3 separate regions of the Mus musculus genome follow, and all the other regions are linked to region 1. Evidence: chromatin loops called from intact Hi-C (ENCODE). Cell type or tissue: left cerebral cortex. All regions are shown on one strand. Links, peaks and the distances in the headings refer to the core of each region. The heading gives the core; the rest is flanking DNA. Region 1 has its middle 44 kb from the start of Gm35189. Region 2 has its middle 190 kb from the start of Gm24070. Region 3 overlaps Gm35041 (a long non-coding RNA gene).

Region 1 (6,154 bases), core at 739-5,738:
CAGCACATTATTATTATTATTATTATTATTATTATTATTATTATTATGTGACAGGTGACTGCATGTGGGTATCTAAATGCATAGGAAAGACTTGGATGGTTAAGCAATGGAATTCTTCTGTAGAAGTAAAATGTCCAAGTGCAGTTTCTATAGTAATTATTATTACAACAACAATAATGTTGGCTAGTATTTAGTGAACTTTTAAAATGCAATCCATGCCATTATTAAATGAATTCCTCATAGAAAGTCCTAAGGAGAAGGAGGTATCACTAGCTATATTACATAGTCAAAAAACAAACAAGCAAAAAACAAACAAAATCCCACAGGCTCCTGGGGTGAGGGACTGCCATATTCTAAGTGCCTGTGCCCTTCCAAAATTCACACACTGAAGTCCTACCTGAAAGACATTGGTATTTGGGTGGGACTTTGGGAGGATAACTCAGTCATGGTAGTGACTATGTAAGAGACTCCACACAGCCCCCTTGCTCCCATTCTGTGAGAACACAGCAAGAAAGCTCTATTTAGGAACAAGAAAATGGGTTTTCACCAAACACCCAAGCTACTTGATGCCTTGAGCTTGGATGTTGATTTTCTGGTGTTTGAAAAATACCTGGACTACTGTCCAAGATCACAGTATTCGTTAATGATACTAGTGCAGGACTTATTTCCTCTACTGCAAGAGCCCTTAGCTTCCAGGCTATTGCTACCTTACAGCCCCATCAGCCACCTCCAGTTTGTAACCTACCCAGCATCACTCCTCCACACCACACATCCTCTCCCTGACTCCATCTCTCACCTGTCCTTCTAGATGCCTTCAAGACTTTCTGCAGTTGTCTTAGGTGTCTCAGATGGTTCCCATGCACAGTCGGCTCCTAGAGAATCCATACCCTCACTGTCTCCCACCTATGAAAATGTTATCTTTCATTCTGAGCCACACATTCTGAGCAGCTCTTCCTATCTCCCTTTTCAGAAAGGGTTTTTCAAGTGAGCGGTAAGGACTGTCCCTTCTCTCTGCTGCACTGAAAGTTCCCCGTAGTAATAAAAGCTGCCAGTAACTAAGAGTAGAGCACTTCTTCTGTCATATTTTCCTTAGTTCTCATAACAGTCCTATATACTGGGCATTCCCATGTGTGGCTAGGAGAAGTAACTTCTCATCTGTAACCTACAAGCAGAACTAGAACAATGCTTATCTGGCCTAAGTTCTTTTACTCTTGGTTCCTGTCTGGTTTTTGAAATGGGGTTTCACATAGCCTAAACTGGCTTTGAAGTTGCTATATAGCCAAGGATGACCTTGAACCCTTGAATTACCAGCCTCCACTTCACAAGTGCTCATACTAGGGCAGGTCCAGGCTCTGAGGCCAAGGACCCAAGGTTCCCAGGGGCTGGAAAATTAAAGAGGCAAGAAATAGGAGAGAGTGTGGTGTAGTTTATTTAGTCTAGATAAAGGTGTATGCCTTTGGTTTCAAGGACATATTTAGGTAAAAATACACAAAAGTAGCATTTACATGAAATGGTTGGGCTGGAGAGATGACTCAGTGGATAAGAGCACTGACTGCTCTTCCAGAGGACCTGAGTTCAATTCCCAGCAACCACATCACCATGTGTGATGGCTCACAACCATCTGTAATGGGATCTAATGCTCTCTTCTGGTGTGTCTGAAGACAGGTACAGTTTACTCACATATATAAAATAAATAAATCTTTTTTTTTTAAAAAAAAGGAAATGGTTATGTAACAAGTTACGTAATCATTATATTTATTACTAACCATGGATTTCCTTGTGGTAGTTGGTTTCTTAGTTCATTTGCTACAGATAGTCACGCTGGGGCCATGTTTTCTAAACCTTTATCTGACCCATGCAGCACTATTCTCTTCACATCTCCATGCCTGACTTAAATCCGTTACCTTCCCTTCTTTTGCCTCCTCACTTTCCGTCCTTCCTTCTATAAATAGAGGTTGAGACAATCCTTCTGCCTCAGCTCCCTGAGTAATAGGATGACAGATGTGTGCCGCCACACCCAGGAAAGCCCAGGTTCTTAGTCACACCTGTTTTTAGTCATCTTTGGTGCTTAACCAAACACCAGGTGAGCAAATAAGTCATAACTCAGCCTTCATCAGGCCTCTCAGAGCAGTGAGGGGCTTAATAAAACGGTGAGGAAAAAGTATGGACCAGGCAGTGGTGGCTCAGACCTTTGATCCCAGCACTTCGAAGGCAGAAGCAGGCTGATCACTATGAGTTCAAGGTTAGGGTTAGGATTAGGGTCAACATAGTGGGTAGACCCATTCACTTCATCCTGGTCTACATGGTGAGTTCCAGGACAGCCATGGCTACATAGTCAGACTCTATCTCAAGAATAAATAAACAAATAAAATAAATAAAATAAAACAAAACTTAAAGGGTATCTGGAGATTCTAAAAGATTTGGCTTACTTCATGCATAAGCTAAAGTGTGGGCCCAAGTTCTATGACACAGGAAGTCCTTACAGAAAGCTGCCCTGTGAATCTAGATTGTTAAGTGTCAGGAAGCTTATTGCAGTGCTGGCAATCCAAGCAAGGACCTCATACTGGCTAGACAAGTGATGTGCTGCCTGGGCTCTAGCCAGTATCAGGAATTTTAAGTTGGAAAAATTGTGGAATTCATCTGGGTCCAAGCAAGCCTTGCTCTAACCAAACACCCTCAGTTTCTCAGACTTGGATTCAGTTCAGGGGTAGGTAGAAAACTGAGGTTGGCTAAGAAATACTCAAGCTATTCCTAAAAAAGAAATGATACAGCCTCTCCCTCAAGTTGCCAACTGCCTACTCAAGGATTCTCGGCCTTTTAAGAACATCTACAGACACCTCAAGCCGAAGTAAATACGACAGAGTGGAGGGAGTGGAGGTGCTGAGGGGGCGTAAGGTTTAAAAGGAGAACCCAGAACTCAGCAGAACTCTTCAGGGAAAGTTTCCTAGACATGGCAACAACTTGATTTTTCTAAAAATTGAAATATAATTCTTTTCTTGGTTCAAATGCAATGCATGCTATGGCAAAACAAATCAGAAAATGCAGGCAGTAAGGAAATGAACTCAAAAGAAGTGACCGTCTACCATTTGCCCACCCAAAGACAACACTCTCAACACTTTGACAACCAGGATTGGTCCAAGCAATGCACAAGAGGTGTCTAAGAGGTCAGGGGTATGTGAATCCTGTATCAGGTGGGGACTCCATGGTAAGGAGTAAATGTTATAAATGTCGTGGATTGGATTGGGAATTAGATAGTTTAGGAGAAAGACTGACAGATCTTTCGGGTTAGGCAGAGAATGGAAGCAAATGGTGGCAACACAAATCCTGCTTGTGGGTGACATAAATAAAATAATCATAATAGCAACAGCAGCAACCACTTGTGGACTCACCATATGTAAGATACCACACCAAGTACTTTACATTCAATCTTTACAACTGCCCTACAGAGTACTCTGGTCCTCAGTTTAGGCAAAGCAAGAGCTCTGTCCAGATTTACACAGCCAAATGGCTTCCAAGCCAGGACATCGGTATGTAGGCTGCCTGTGTAAGATCACCTGTGGTGTTCATTAAAAATTCAGCCTTCTGGGGCTGGGACTTGGATCATAGTGTTGATCAGCCTCCTTTAGAGAAGCTAATGGGACAACATGCAGAGACTAGGAGACTTTGGAGCACTCTTAGATGGGATGTCTTCATCAAAGCCCTCCCCTCAAGGCTAAAGGATCTATGCAAAAGAGGAAGTGGAAAGATTGTATGAGCCAAAGGTGATAGAGGTAGATAACTCCAAGCAGTCAGTGGCTTCCAGACACAAGAGGACTGTTCCACATGTGAATTCACAGTGGCCATGAGCATACGCTAGACTCTCACAGGATCATACCAGGCAAAAGCCCAGCTCTGAGAAGAGGAATGGACACAAAGCCCCATCCCTAACTTAGAAATTATTTGCAATCGATACCTGCTAAGAAAGGGAAAATCAGTTTTCTCCAATAGGGTAGGTAGCTCTGGGTACCAAACACACTCCACGGCAGGTCCAAGTCCAGGAGTAGTTAGCCAACATCAACGGACCCCATGGATTTTTGTGCACTATTTGTTTTGTTAGTTTTGTCTTGGGGGGGGGTTGTATCTTGTTTTGATTTTGGGTTTAGGATTTTTGAAGGGGGGAGTTTTTGCGAGTAAGAGAGAGAACATGAAGTTATGTGGGTAGGGAGGTGAGAAGTTCTGGAAGGAGTTGGGGGAGGGGAAAGAATGTGATCAAAATACATTGTATGAAAATTTAAGATTCTTTTTTTAAATTTAGTCGTTGTGCTAGCTGGTTTTGTGTGCCAACTTGACACAAGTTAGAGTCACCCGAGGAAGGAACCTCGGTTAAGGCCTTTTTTCTCTCCAGCTATAAACCTGCAGTTTTCTAGGAATTTTATCATAAACCCAATACAGTTAAACGACATGACTCAAATTCCCCTCTGCAAACCTAGTGGCTCCAGGTTTTATCTTTCATCCAACTGTAAACCCATCTAGCACCTCCAGAGCTCATCATGTGAGTTGTAGAATGCTGTACATGGATAGTGACCTGGAACACGGCTGAGGATTTTAGTTATTTGAGACAGGGGTTTGTTATATTGGCCAGGTTGGCCTTGAACTGGGAATTCTCCTGCCTACCTCTGCATCCTGAAAGCTGGAGTTACAGCTATATTCCACCCCTCAGCATGGTTGAAGATATTAAAACAACTTTAGAATATTACCACTAGTTATTAATTAAGCTAATCAAAATGATGGGAAACAAAAGACCTCAGAATTGTTTGCTGTGTGATTTGACTTCAGATCAGAATGTCATACATGAACATGTCCAGAACATACCTACAGTAGGTAGAGTGTGTTTCCACTTTCCAGCTGCAAAGGGGCCTAATATAGGAGACTGTATGTGTGTGTGTGTGTACGTGTGTGCGTGTGTGCGTGTGTGTGTGTGTGTGTGTGTGTGTGTGTGTTCCTGTACTATAAACTAATAAATAAGACTGCCTTCTGAAAGCCCCACATTCCCAATCCCCTTCAAAAATGCTCTAGAGATGATGGATGTGAGCAAAACCCAGGCCAATGTCCCATGAGTTCTACAAGCATTCGTTGTCCTTGGGTTAATAATCTCACAGCCCAATAGGCTGGAAAGAGCAGGAGTCAGCAGGATGGGCCCAGAATGCTGGCCTCAGAGGCAGCAGTAAGATAATGGCAGGTAAATCATCCCCAAGGACCCAGAAAAATGCTAAGAATTAAGGGAAAGACAAGAGGATTAGGGGTGTTAAAGGAAGGGTGAGAGTAAAAAGTGTACCTGGGGGCTGGTGAGATGGCTCAGTGGGTAAGAGCACCCGACTGCTCTTCCGAAGGTCAGGAGTTCAAATCCCAGCAACCACATGGTGGCTCACAACCATCCGTAACGAGATCTGACTCCCTCTTCTGGAGTGTCTGAGGACAGCTACAGTGTACTTATAATAAATAAATAAATAAATAAATAAATAAATAAATAAATCTTTAAAAAAAAAGTGTACCTGACTGTGTCCACACATGTGACATTAGCCAATTTCCTTGGCTCCTCGGAGCCTAGCTCTATCTGTAGGTTGGGAGTCAGCTCTACCCATCCCAAAGGTCCTTTTAGTTCTGGGTGGGAAACTGTAGAAATCCAAACTGCGCACATCTGCTGCACTGATTTCCCTGAGCGGAAAGGCCAGAAGACCCAGTGTCATCCAGCCATGTCTTCACAGGCTGCAGCTGTAAGAAAAAAGACCCACAAAGGAGGAGAAGACAGGGGCCGTTCCAGCCCTGTGTGACAAGCAGGGCCTCCCTCAGAACAACCAAAGACCTCTCACCGAAGTGATCTCAGACCATCATTCCCAGTACTAGTGAAGTATTGACAGCAACCACATGACCACAAAAGACAACCAAGACAATGCTTATGAAAAAAGAGAAATATTTTAATAACACCTTAGGACTTAAGATAGGAGTCAGCTATGTCACAAGACTTTGAGCAACCTTGTAGGCTTCTGGAAGGTTCTTTGGAATGACACCTTCTCTCTCTTCGTCACATGATCCAATGACTGGTTGGCTGGGTGCCACAGAGCACAGAGCTAGCTCTCTTATGAGGCTGAGCTCTCCTAAGTAATGTCTAAATTAC
Region 2 (6,154 bases), core at 668-5,667, 900 kb before region 1:
AGCCAACACAAAGTCCTGGAGTATGTCTTTCCTTTGTGATTATAAAGGGAACATAGTCCGTTGGCCAGAAGCACCCTACTCTCAAGTTTCTTACCTGTGAGATAGAAACTTTCTGTTATTTAAGCCATAATGAGGGACTCTAGCCAGTCCTGGCATGGCAAACATGGCTCTGGCAGGCCTTGCCTTTCTCCCTGATTGCCCCCTGCTTCCTCTGAAGCAAATAAATCTCCTTTGTGCTGAAAACTTGATCTTGGGAATCCTGAGCTGATGTTGTTTCCTACAATTAAGATTATGGTACTATGCTATAATTAAGATTATAGCAACCCTAGCAAACTAAACACCAAGAAACAGAGAGACTGGGTGCTCACACCTTGTAGCTTTCCCCTGCCTGCCTCAGCCTTAAGGATATATTTGTACTCATGGTTTGTTGGCCAGAAATAGTCACATGGTGTTGGGCTGTGTTCACAGAAGAGGAAAACTGAAGTCTGCATACATCCACGGCATCTACTCTGTTTCTCATTTTAGATGCTAGTGATTAAATCAGTTTGAAAAAATGTTTTCTATTTTCTGTTCCAAGAAGACAACTGAATGGTCTAAACTCGCTTTATCTGTATCTTACCAGTGTATTCCCTCCTAGGTTCTCTTGAAGACGAACCACGGGTGTGGGTCTGTTTATAGTTAGTCATATGTACTAAGCTATAGGCAAGGTGTGAATGCAATTAGAACATGGTGTTGTGTCTAAGCATGAGACCCTGCCAGGGACAGGGTCTTTTCTCTCGTCCAAGTTGTCCTGGACTCATCATTAACTCAGGCTATCCTCAAAACCATGGTGTTCCTCCTGCCTCAGGCAGTCTGGTGCTGAAATTTCAGGCAGGAACCACTACATCTCCTGCCCATGGAAACCGGACCAATTTTACCTAGTTTGTCTGAACTGTTGGTGAAGTCGGCCTTTTGAGATTCCTTGACAAGCCACTTATATGCATACATTATTCTTGAAAATATATAGTCCAAATTTCAAACAACAAGCTTAGAAAATAATTCTTTTACAAAACATTGCATTGGTGAATGAATGAATTTCTCTCTCCTTCTCTCTTCCCCCCTCTCTTTCTGTATGTGTGTGTATGTGTGTGTGTGTAAGACCATAATCATGCCTGTGCACATGAATGTATTTATAACCTTGAGTTATCCTCAACCTAGCAACAATATTTTAAAATTATTTGTATGCAGTATACTTTATTCATGTGCATATAATTTTAAAATAATATATCCACATTCTTTCAACTGAATCTGCCTTAGAGTATATATCATAATAACATAGCTATGATTGTGCTCAAAGTTATTCCTGAAGAACATGCTTGGTTGGTTTCACTCAGCCAAGTTTTTTTTTTTTTGAATATTTTTAAAAGTAAGGGAAAGAAATGAGACAAATTGTACTTTTCATGTACTGTGGCACAAACTAGAAAAATATAATTGGGCTTCAGGCCAAATTCTGAAGGCAATTGGAGCTGCTTATGTCAATTCGGCACACTCTATTCCTCAACTCCTGTTGACAGAAAGGAAAATTGGTAGTGATCTGCTTCTCCATGCTGGAGAGGCGGAGAGAATATCTGGGCTCCAGATCGCAGCAGATGGATGCATGCAACAGCTACTGATTTGTCATTTGTGGGGAGTAGGGAATCCTCCAGCTTGGAGGAGGCTTCGTGTGTCGGTTGCCTTGGGCCATCTGTTCCGTGGCTGAAGGCAGCGCCATACGCTCAGTAAATGTTTGTGGAATGAATAATGAATCTTTCCTAGAGAGCTTCCGTGCAAGTGAGCCTGCCTTTTCTTTATACCTGACTACCACGTGGTCCATTCTCTGGTCTCCACAGGAAGATATGCACTAAGCGGGATAAGACACTGCCTCAGGTTGACTTATTTGTCAAGTGTTTATTGAACTGTTAGGTGCTGGGGACTTTGATAAATCTCAGATATCTAGGTAACAATAACCTGACCCAGAAAAATAATGTGTTTGCCCTAATAGATCGGAAGATGTGTGAAAAGCCGTCTAAGAACGTAGAAGATGCCTTGAAGATTTTAGGACAGAGGTGGGAGAAGCGGGAACCTCAGCATCCTGTGTGCTTTAACTTTTGCACAGCCTAAGTTCTCTACATCAGACAGACTGTACCGGGCTTTAAGTAGTCAGGACTCCCAATGCTTCCTAGGCCACCACTCTCCTATACTCTGATAGAGTTGCAATCTACCTCTTGACTGGCATGTGCCTCTCAGCATAAAGGCGTACTTCAGCTTCTCACCAGAACAAAAGCACATCTTTAACCTGCTTATCTGCCTCAACGTTTTTTCCTTTATGTATCTTCCTCAGTCAACCGAGTCACGAGGACTTTAGTTTCCTCTGTCCCTCATGTCCCCTTGTCACACAGCACCATCACAGAGTCAGTCTTTTCTGTGCCACACCTGTCCCCAGAGAGGTCATTCAGTCTCTGGGTCCTTAACCTATTGTAAAATGTACATTATTAACGATTTGCTGGCATTTGACCCTACTGAGCAGGGTCCTTTCACTGTCTTTCTTGTGACCTCAAATGATCTTGAGTTTTTAGTTTGCTTTTAAGCTCTTTTCTCAAGTGCTTTTTTGGCCATTCTCTTTCTGTCCACTTTGTAAATGGTGTTTTCTGAGGCTTGGCTTTTGGCCACCTCTTCTTGTCACTCTACTGAGTTTACTCGGGTGACCAAATCTATTTTCATGTCCTTAGCTAACTCCATCCAAGCTGATAGCTCTCTCATTTTGTATTCCCAACCTAGGTTTTAAGCGACATACCTATGCCTACTGACTTTTTATTTTTCAGATACCTCCCTTTTCTTCATCCTTATGTCCATTAAATTATTACAAGTCAATGAATGATTTGCCTGGATTGTGGCAGCTTTCTCCTCTCTCTGTTTCCTGCTAGCAAGCTTGGCCAGTGTTAGACTTAATTGTCCTTTCCTACTAAAGTTCTCACACCCAGCGAAGCTAAGTCTAGAGATACCCACTAAGGAGATAACTACAGTTAAATGAAGTCATAAGGGTGGGGCCCTCTCCAGTGTGACTAATGCTCTTATAAGAAGTAGAGTCGATACCATAAGGGTGTGTACACAGAAGGAAGACCATATGGCCATGTGAGGAGACAAGGAAGATAAAGCAACCTACAGTCTAAGGAGAGAGTAGCTGTACTCCCTGTCACCTTTTTGAATTTGGAAGTAAAGCCACAGAACTGTGAAAAATAAATTTCTATCGTTTAAATTACTTAGTACTTGGTTATTTTGTTATAGTGGCATTAGCAGATTAATATACACACTTAATAGATTATTTCAAAAGCAGATTTGATCATGTTGCTATCCTGCTTATACTTTATGGTATAGAAGACTGCCTCTACTCCTAGTTCCTGCCCTTCTTTTTGTTCAATATTCTGACCTTACTAAATTACACAATTACACATTCATTCTGAATCTTTACAAATGGTCTTCCTTTTGCTGGACTATTTTTCCTCATCAGACCACTTACTTCCTTGACAACATCCATTTAAACTACAGTTAACTTTTATACATTTATTCACAAAGGTTTTGTGTGTGTGTGTGTGTGTGTGTGATTCCTCAAACTGCTGGGTACCATTCCTAAGTTCTTCTGGATTCCCACAGTCTCAGGCTGTGAACTCTTGGAAGAAGGTGGCTATGGTCTCATTTATCTTTCTATTTAAGTCTCGTATCTACCCATATATTGATTAAAACATGGTATTCAAAATTGATTTTTAGATGAATTAATAAAGATTAAACACTACTCTCAAGGATACAAAATAAAATTTGACAAATCATTGTATTGACACAGGTGGGAAGAAAAGTCAGGGAGAAGATTCTAGTTGAGCCCACCTTGTCTTATGATTGGATGGAGTCACACATACTTTGTAAACTAAGAACAATATAGTCATTACTATCATTGTAATCACAACAACATTTTTTTGTTAACTGTGCCTACTTATACCATAGGTCTGAAGTCTGCTGTAGATCACGAATTGTAAAACATTTAGTTTGATGCATCACAGCCACTGTATAAGGAATAATTATTCTTTTTGCTGCCTCAAAAATGGGAGAAATGATGACTTGGAGAAATTACTTGCCTGGATATTACCTGCTCGGGCTAAAAATTAAACTTAGCTAATAGTCTGCTTGCTCAGTCTTCTATCTGGTCTGGTCTGGCTATGGCTATATGAATATTTTAGCCTACAAACCTTGAGAAGAAACAACTTGTAATAGTTCCGAGCTGAGGTCTACATCTCTACTGTCTCCTCTCTGTTGAGATGACTTCTGAAGCTTCAGCATGACACAGCAGAGTATTGATCAGTCTGGGCCTCTGAGCGACTAAAGAGGAGCAGAACACCTGCTGGTCTATAGTTAAGACGTTGAGTGAGAAAATCTTGAAGCTTTAGAGAAACTAGGATTTGGGGTTGTTGTCACTTCTGCAAGTTCAAATCTATCTTAACTATACAGCACCTCCACCTTGCCTTCCATGGAGCAGCTTGGGGTCCCTGGCAGCAAAGGGGAGACTGCTATGGTTTAGAAATTTCCCCTAAAAGTTTATGTGGCAGAAACTTAATCTCCTGATTCATGTTTTTGGAGGTGAGGCCTTGGGAAGTAATTAGGACTAGATGAAGTTATGAGGGTGGGGGCCTCAAGATATAAAAAGAGAAACCCAAGGTTACATGCTTCTATGGCCTTGTCATGTGATACAACACAGTAAGAACTCCCCCTATGGGCTGGAGAGATGGCTCAGTGGATAAGAGCACTGGCTGCTCTTCCAGAGGTCCTGAGTTCAATTCCCAGCAGCCACATGGTGGCTTACAACCATCTGTAATGGGATCTGGTGCCCTCTTCTGGTGTATCTGAAGATGACAGTATACCCACCTACATAAAATAAATAAATAAATCTTAAAAACAAAACAAAAACACTCCATATTAGATGTAGCCCCTTATCTTGGACTTCTCAGTTTCCAAAGCTTTAAGAAATAAATCCTTTTATCTATAGGCCTTAGATATTCTATTGCAGTAATACAAAATAATGTAAGAAATTTAGAACTTTTTGCTAGATAGTCTCTATCAATATAGAACATCATATCCAATTGTAAACCAGATTTTATTGGGTTACTAAGTATATAGTGAGGATGGTTCATTTCCTTGAAGGCTTTAAATACTTAAATTACAGAGACGAGAAGAATGAACCTGTAATCAACAAAAATATCTACAAATACATGCCGCAATTATTTGAATGCATTGTGGAGGTGGTAGTCATTGAATAGCATTAATCAGTGATGAACAGTGTAGACCTTGAGTTGTCATTTCCACATCTTGAGAGGTTTATCAACCTTTGCACTAAGAGCATTTGGGGCTGGATATGTCTCTATGATTTGGGTTATCTTGTGCACTGTAGATGTTTCAGATGCTGTTGGCACTCTTGGGTTCTGTTTCTTAGTCACCATTCCATTCTCGTGCAAAACCCAAAATATCTCCAGACATTACTTTCAGCTTCCTGGGGGTAAAAATCACCCTACTTCACCAGTCTGCTGAGTGAAACTGTGATGATGGTTTCTAGTTTGTATTCCTACTGGAAGCTAGACAAGTTTCATTTTCTAAAAATGGTAAGTGCTTTCCTAACAGGCTTTAAAAGCTTCAGGAATATCAAGCTACAAATGTCTCCTACAAATAAATCCCTGCAGAACACTATTGTGGATTTCATGTTGTTAGATAAAATCAGAGAGACTTTGTCTTCCCTTTGGATGGGCACCATCCTTGGGAGGTAGTTACACATCATCAGAGAAAGGATCTGAGGATAAACTTGAAGAAGGGGGAATAAAGCATCAAGACTCTTGCATGAAAAGGCAGCAGAGTCAAAGAGACAGAGGTGACAGCATGAAGGAAGAGGAATTTGAGGACAGTGGTGCTGAAGCTAACTAAGCTCAGGAAGAAAGCCTGTATGTTCTCCTGAGGAGGAAAGAGGGTTGAGAAAGGATTTCAAGATGTATGGGGTAAATAATGCAGAGCCTGGTGGGATGCATGCATGGAGGGATGCTGAGAACACAAGGCTCTGAGTGAGTGGATTAAGACAATCCTCAAGGTCTGGCATGAGTCTCAT
Region 3 (6,154 bases), core at 393-5,392, 78 kb after region 1:
CTTTCCTTTTTTTTAGAATGGGAATACAATCTAGGACAGATCAGACGCAGGGCTTTAAAAAAACTTGGCATCTCATTCATTTCTGCTTATAGCAACCAAGGGGCTTCTCCACTGAGTCTCTCTTGTATCAGAGCCACTTCCCGGACGGGGGTGCGAGGGAGACACAGATTTAAAAAGGAAGTGGGGTGAGCAGCAAGGGACCCTTCTTAATTTCAATTCACTCTAATGAATACAGGCTGTGAAGGAGCAACTCACCTCAGGGGCTGCAAAATAGGGTAGAGCCAGCCTTTGTTCTCATGTGAGACTCCGACTTCAGTGCACAAGCACAGGCCAGCACTGCCACGAGTGTTGGGGTGTAGTACGTACCTAGCAAGAGCTGGATTTTAAGAATTGATAAACAGCAGTAGTGCTGGGTTATCCGAAGCTCAGGCTGTCACATGGGGTCTCTTTGTTGTTTGGTATTTGTTTCTTACTTCCTTTTCTTTCTCTATTCTTTTATGACCAAGCCCTTCCCCTCCCCCACTGGAGTGACCAAGCTTGAACAACCCCCGAACCCCACTCCCAAGAACCTGGCAAGGGCTCCCCAATTCTGACTCTAGAGAAAGATATCATTGGTCTCGCTTTTTCAGTGGATGCTTTTGCAAAAGGTGCAGCCTGGTTTCTAGAACTGGGCTCTGGAAAACAGCCAGGAGCAAATCACCCAGCTCCTATTGTCATGGAGCTCATAAAAGCAGGGACCCTACAAAGAGCTTCAAATGGGGACTAGGCCTAGTAGCATAGAGTGCATGGGACCCTGGGTTCAATCCCCAACATGGCAAAATAGAATAATAATGCTGAATGCATCGTGTGGAGTAGGGTGAGCAGAACTGGTTTGTCTTACCATCCCTGAGACCTTAGGCCATTGGAGTAATTGTGACTCAGTCTGCTGGTGTATAAAATAAGGACAGTGAGCCCAACTTCCAGGCTTGTTGTGAGGTAGAAACGAGATGCGCAGAAGGACTCTGTGTGAGTCAGCGTTCACTGCTGGCTGAGTGGGATCTTAACCCTGCACATTTTAGCATCTGGTGGCAAGAATGACTACACTGTGTGCCTTTCCTGTTTTCAAATTGTTTCACATACATCTCTCTCATTCCACGCGCAGTATCATAACCCTCTTGAGGACACAACAGCCCAGCATATCCTAAGGATTCAGTAAAGAGCTGGGTTTAGGTTGCAGGAGAATGTGGAATTTTTCTGCAAAGACACTGAAGTTTCCATCTGGGGCAAGAGCAATGAGAGTCTGAGAATTTCCAGGGCTGAAATGCCAAATGTGCATGTTTGCTCAGCAGACAGGGCAGAGGAAAAGATAAAGTGCACTCCAATCGGGCTGTGATGGGCTCCCGTGACAGATCGCCTGTGGAGCAGAGAAGAACACAGCTGAATAAACCAGGGGCTGGGGAGAAATGAATGCAGCAGGAGGATGCTCGGGAGGGCGAGAGAGTGGAGCATTGTGAAGCTGGAACTGAGATCTCATGGCTGCCCAGGTGAGACAGGGCCAGCTCTTCCTGTGGGGCAGTGCTCTGGAAATGCCAGGATGTGGTTGCATTAGGACCACATGGAAAACAACCAAACGGCAAACCACCAACACAATGAGTAGGGAAGCTTATGATTAATAAATGTGTGTTTGAGCCCAAGGATGCTGCTTCTCCCCACCTCCCCGACATCCCTACTCCCTAAAGCTGCCACGGGGCTGTAGCCGCAGGAGAGAAACCTGCTGTGACCAGAAAATGGTTCTTCTACCTAGTTTCTACCTTTCTGTTCCTTCTTTCAGTGTGTGTGTGTGTATGTATGTATGTTTGTGAGTGTATACATGGATGTACAAGTGCATTGCACAGCACAGGTATGAAGGTCAGAGGACAACTTGCAGGAGTCGGGTTTTTCCTTCCACCACGTGGGACCTAGGAATCACACTCAGGTCATTAGGTTTGCCAATGAGTACCTTTCCTGATGAACCAACCATCTCACCAGCCCAGGAAATGGCTCTTTTCTGAGTGATCTTCGCAGGATCTGTCAGCTAGAGACAGCTGATACCTGTCTTCCAGGCATGGGTGAGGCTCTCTGAAAAAGAAAGTTATTATGTAAACAGGCTTGGTAGTGAGTATCTGTCAGTTCAGCCCTTAGGAGCCTGGGGCAGGAAGATCTCCAAGTCAGCCTTCGAAGTGTGGTCGTTCATCCCTCTAATCCTAGCACTTTGGAGGTAGGGGAAGGACTACAGAAAGGAAAGAGAGAGAGATAAACAGACACACAGACAGACAGAGATCTACTGTGTACTATGAAAGGGAAAGTACTGAGGCCAGCTCCATTCATTTTACCAGCAAGGAAAACTGAAGCACAGAGAAACGACTTGACCGAGGTCATGCAGGTGAGGAAGGGGCTAGAAATGACAGCTCAGCCTCTCTCAAACCCTAGTTCTTAGCTCAGTCTTGAGGCAAATCTATCAACAGTGAGGCCATCTCTGTTACAAGAGATTATTTTCTTCCATCAACCCAAAACGACTTAAGTAAGCATGATGCTGTCCTCTTCCCGCCCAGTGGCATGGTTAGTTTCCGTTTCTCCTCTCTAATTCTAAACGTGTCTTCCAAGACTGGCAAAACCTTAGCCGAGAGACAACACCCTCCCTTCACAGAAGCCTCTGTGGAGATTAGCTCTCGGCACCATCATCACTGGGCTACTAGCTTGATCAACAGTATCATTTTGTCGCCCACTACAGTGAAGGCTGAGCAGTAGCGCTCTCTCTGGCTGCTACGCTGGCCCCAGGACTGAATGCTTAGAGCAGGCCAGCTGCTCTGCCCCTGTCAGACACCACAGTCTCCTACAAGCTGCCAAGAACCAGGCACAGGAAGAAAATAAGCAAGTTGGCACTGGCCTGGGGCTGAGTCATAAAGACTTGGAGGGAATCTGAAGGAAGGTGGTTGGCTCACTAGCTTTGGGAGCTAACAGCTGAAGGAACATCACTTCCTGCACTTCCTGCTGACAGAGCGCCAATGGGCCAGGTGATCTTCCGGACCTGGGGGTGAGCCTCAAACTGGCATTTTATTGCTGATTTTAAAAAACTGCCCTTCCTGGCCACTCCACTGCTTTCTATCTTTTGTTTTTAAATTGCGTGCTCTGTGGCACGGGTGATTTTTAACACTGTGAGGAGCACTCTCTAAAGTGCTCAGTAGGGAGCTGGGTTTGCCTCTTCACAGGATGTAGGTGAGGCAAACCAGGTGGGGATAATCCGGCTGCCTCCCTGGTTCCCTCTCAATGCCACTCTGGCCGGCTGACCACCAGTGTGAATCAGAAACTAGTAAGCCGCGGGGTGTGTGTGTGTGTGTGTGTGTGTGTGTGTGTGTGTGTGTGTGTGGATGGCTCAGCGGTTAAGAGCACTGACTGCTCTTCCAGAGGTCCTGAGTTCCATTCCCAGCGACCACATGGTGGCTCACAACCATCAGTGATGGGATCTGATACACTCTTCTGGTGTGTCTGAAGACAACTACAGTGTACTCATAGACATAAAATAAATAAATCTTGAGAGAGAGAGAGAGAGAGAGAGAGAGAGAGAGAGAGAGAGAGAGAGAAAGAAAGAAAGAAAGAAAGAAAGAAAGAAAGAAAGAAAGAAAGAAAGAAAGAAAGAAAGAAAGAAAGAAATTTGTAAGTCAGGGAGTAGGTAGCCAGAGTCCTTGGGAAATACCTCAGTTTTGCTACTGCTGTGGCCAGCCAAGTAGAGCCTGTTAGCATTCCGTCTAAGCTCCACCCCACAGTTACCTGGCAACAGCCAGGTGTGCCTGTGCCTGACTCCCCTCCTCTCTTGTTCTTGACTTCTTGCTCCTGCTCTGTCCTCTTGTCCCTTCCCACTCTCTCTCCACGTGCTGGCCTCTACTTCTCTATTCCTCCTCCTCCTCCTCCTCCTCCTCCTCCTCCTCCTCCTCCTCCTCTTTCTCTCTCTCTCTCTCTCTCTGCCTCTACTACCCCCTTAACCGCCTTCCCTATACCCTGAATAAACTCTATACTATACCCTCATGTGTCTGGTCCCTCAGGGGGAAGGGATGCCTCAGCAAGGGCCCGCCAAGGCACCCCCTTCCCCCCATACCTCACCACACATCCATAGAACATATCCCTCTCTTTATCTTTTTATAAATATGTCAAAGTCAGCTTAAGAATGGTAGAAAAGATGAAGCACCCGAAAATGTTATGTCCTTCATGAAGATTTAGAGAACATATGATCCTTAGTTAGGAGGGTAAAAGTAAGGAAAAATCTAGAATGCCAAAGGCTAAAGGCCACTCAGCAGTTACTAGTGCAGTCAGCATCCATGAGGACAGTCACAGACTACAGGATGCTCCAAAAGGAGCCATGATTTAACCATAAAATATCTCCCACATGCTCACGTGTTTAACCACTTGTACCCCAATGAGTGGCTCTGTTTGGGAAGGTTGTAGAACCTTGTGGAAGGGAAGCCTCCCGGGAGGAAGTGGGCCACTAGGGGTGGGCCTTGTAAGTTTTAGGACCTAGTCGCACTTCCTGTCTACTCTCTGCTTCCTGTTTTACCAAGATATGAGGGGAAGGGGAAGGATCCCAGCTGTGTGTGCTTCCCACCCTGGGACGGCTGGGCCATACCTTCCTCTCCCGGAGAGACTGTGCTCTCACACTCTGGGTTAAAATAGACCCTCTATTTTTAATTTGCTGCCGTTGGATGTTTTGTCACAAGACAAGTTAACTGATACAGAGAGGATGTCCAACTTTTTTTTTTAAATGAGGCCAGCGTTATTTTGATTCCAAAGCCAGACAAGGGTATCACAAGATAAATTACAGGTCAATATCCTTTTGGGATATACATGCAGAAATCCTCAACAGAGCAGCTACCGAATCAAATTCAATAACACATTAAAAGGATTACTCACCATGACCAAGTGAAGCTGAATGCAAGGGTGCTTCAACATTAATAAACAAATCACTGTGATAAATAACATATTAGCAGAGGGAAACTAAGGGTCCCATTACCATCACAAAAGATGGAGGAAATAATTAGACAAAAGTCAGCCTCTTTTCATGAGAAAAGCTCAACAAATTATACATGGATGGAACGTGCCTCAACCCAGAAAGGCTAAGGATGGTAAATCCACAGCTGTGTGTATATATATATATATATATATATATATATATATATATATATATATCACATCACATCACTCAGAGAAGGAAATTCTCTGTGTAGGTGTCCTGGGACTAACTCTGTAGAGCAGGCTGGCCTCGAACTCAAGATCTGTCTTCCTCTGACTCATGAGTGTTGGGATTAAATGTGTGTGCCACACGTCCTACATGGTGAACCTTTTTTAACAGCAGTGAGAACTGAAGACGATGTCACATGTGCTAGGCAAGCACTCCATCTCTAAGCTGTAGTCTCATGTGTTTTGCTTTAAGACAGGCCTCATTGATTTCCCAGGTTAGCTTGGAACTTGCTCTGTAGATGAGGCTGACCTTGAATTTGCAATCTTTCTGCCTCAGCCTCTTAGGGATCTGAGACCACATACCAGCCCTATCTTCCCTGGTAAAAATGTAAAGGTCTTTCCTCTAAGAAGCCAGGTGCTCGCCTGTTTCTGTTCAGTGCAGCACTGGAAGTACTCTGGAAAGAGATAAAGACATTCAAATAGGCAAACCAGTTCAGTGACTCTGTCATCTAGCAAAAACCTTAAATTCCACCAGAAGAAAATGTTAACACTAAGGACTAAGAGATACAGATCCCAGTATATAAAAACCGGTAGCATTGCTATACGTTAACCTCATTAATGGTAATGTTAGTGAATATGATTAATACAGTTCACTGATTAAGAGGGCTATGTGAAAGTGTAGGGGAAGCAGCCCAACTTGTTGCACAACTCTCAGAAGATATGGATCCCCAGAGACCCTTGAGAGTGCCAGGGGAGCATGGTGGCCCAACTGCAATTCCAGCCTCAGAGAAAGAGGCTGCCTAGTGAGCAAGCTGGCTAATAACTCTAGTATTCTAATTTCATTTCTTGCTGTGATAAAGTTTCTTTAACAAGGACTGAAGAGATGGCTCAGTGGCTAAGAGTATTGTCTAGTCTTCCAGAGGACCTGAGTTCAATTCCCAGCACTCACGTGGCAGCTTAAAACTGT

The links. A loop is a pair of places that touch in the nucleus more often than their neighbours do. Peaks named below come from ENCODE experiments on the same cell type or tissue, not always from the same donor. Only the 100,000 strongest peaks of a DNase experiment are listed, where the experiment ranks them.
Region 2: a loop joins it to region 1, with 4 times the contacts of the local background. A loop is called at or near these places in 2 of 42 quality-filtered maps.
Region 3: it touches region 1 in a loop (2.6-fold over the local background); 2 of 42 quality-filtered maps call a loop at or near these places.

The regions. Positions count from the first base shown.
Region 1 is chr12:77,095,637-77,101,790 of GRCm38, reverse strand. No RefSeq gene overlaps it. Among named protein-coding and RNA genes, the nearest start is that of Gm35189, 44 kb to the right of the region's middle. In left cerebral cortex, for the core only: no CTCF peak of the experiment used is centred there; a DNase peak (open chromatin) is centred at 2,796.
Region 2 is chr12:77,997,526-78,003,679 of GRCm38, reverse strand. No RefSeq gene overlaps it. Among named protein-coding and RNA genes, the nearest start is that of Gm24070, 190 kb to the right of the region's middle. In left cerebral cortex, for the core only: a CTCF peak has its summit at 4,913 (motif pointing left); DNase peaks (open chromatin) are centred at 1,671, 3,068 and 5,540.
Region 3 is chr12:77,016,978-77,023,131 of GRCm38, reverse strand. Gm35041 (a long non-coding RNA gene) reads right to left here. Exons shown (of 3, transcript XR_381701.1): 2 at 1,979-2,097; 3 at 1,092-1,393. Among named protein-coding and RNA genes, the nearest start is that of Gm35189, 35 kb to the left of the region's middle. In left cerebral cortex, for the core only: a CTCF peak has its summit at 2,775; DNase peaks (open chromatin) are centred at 1,035 and 2,878; H3K4me3 peaks cover 197 bases; H3K27ac peaks cover 264 bases.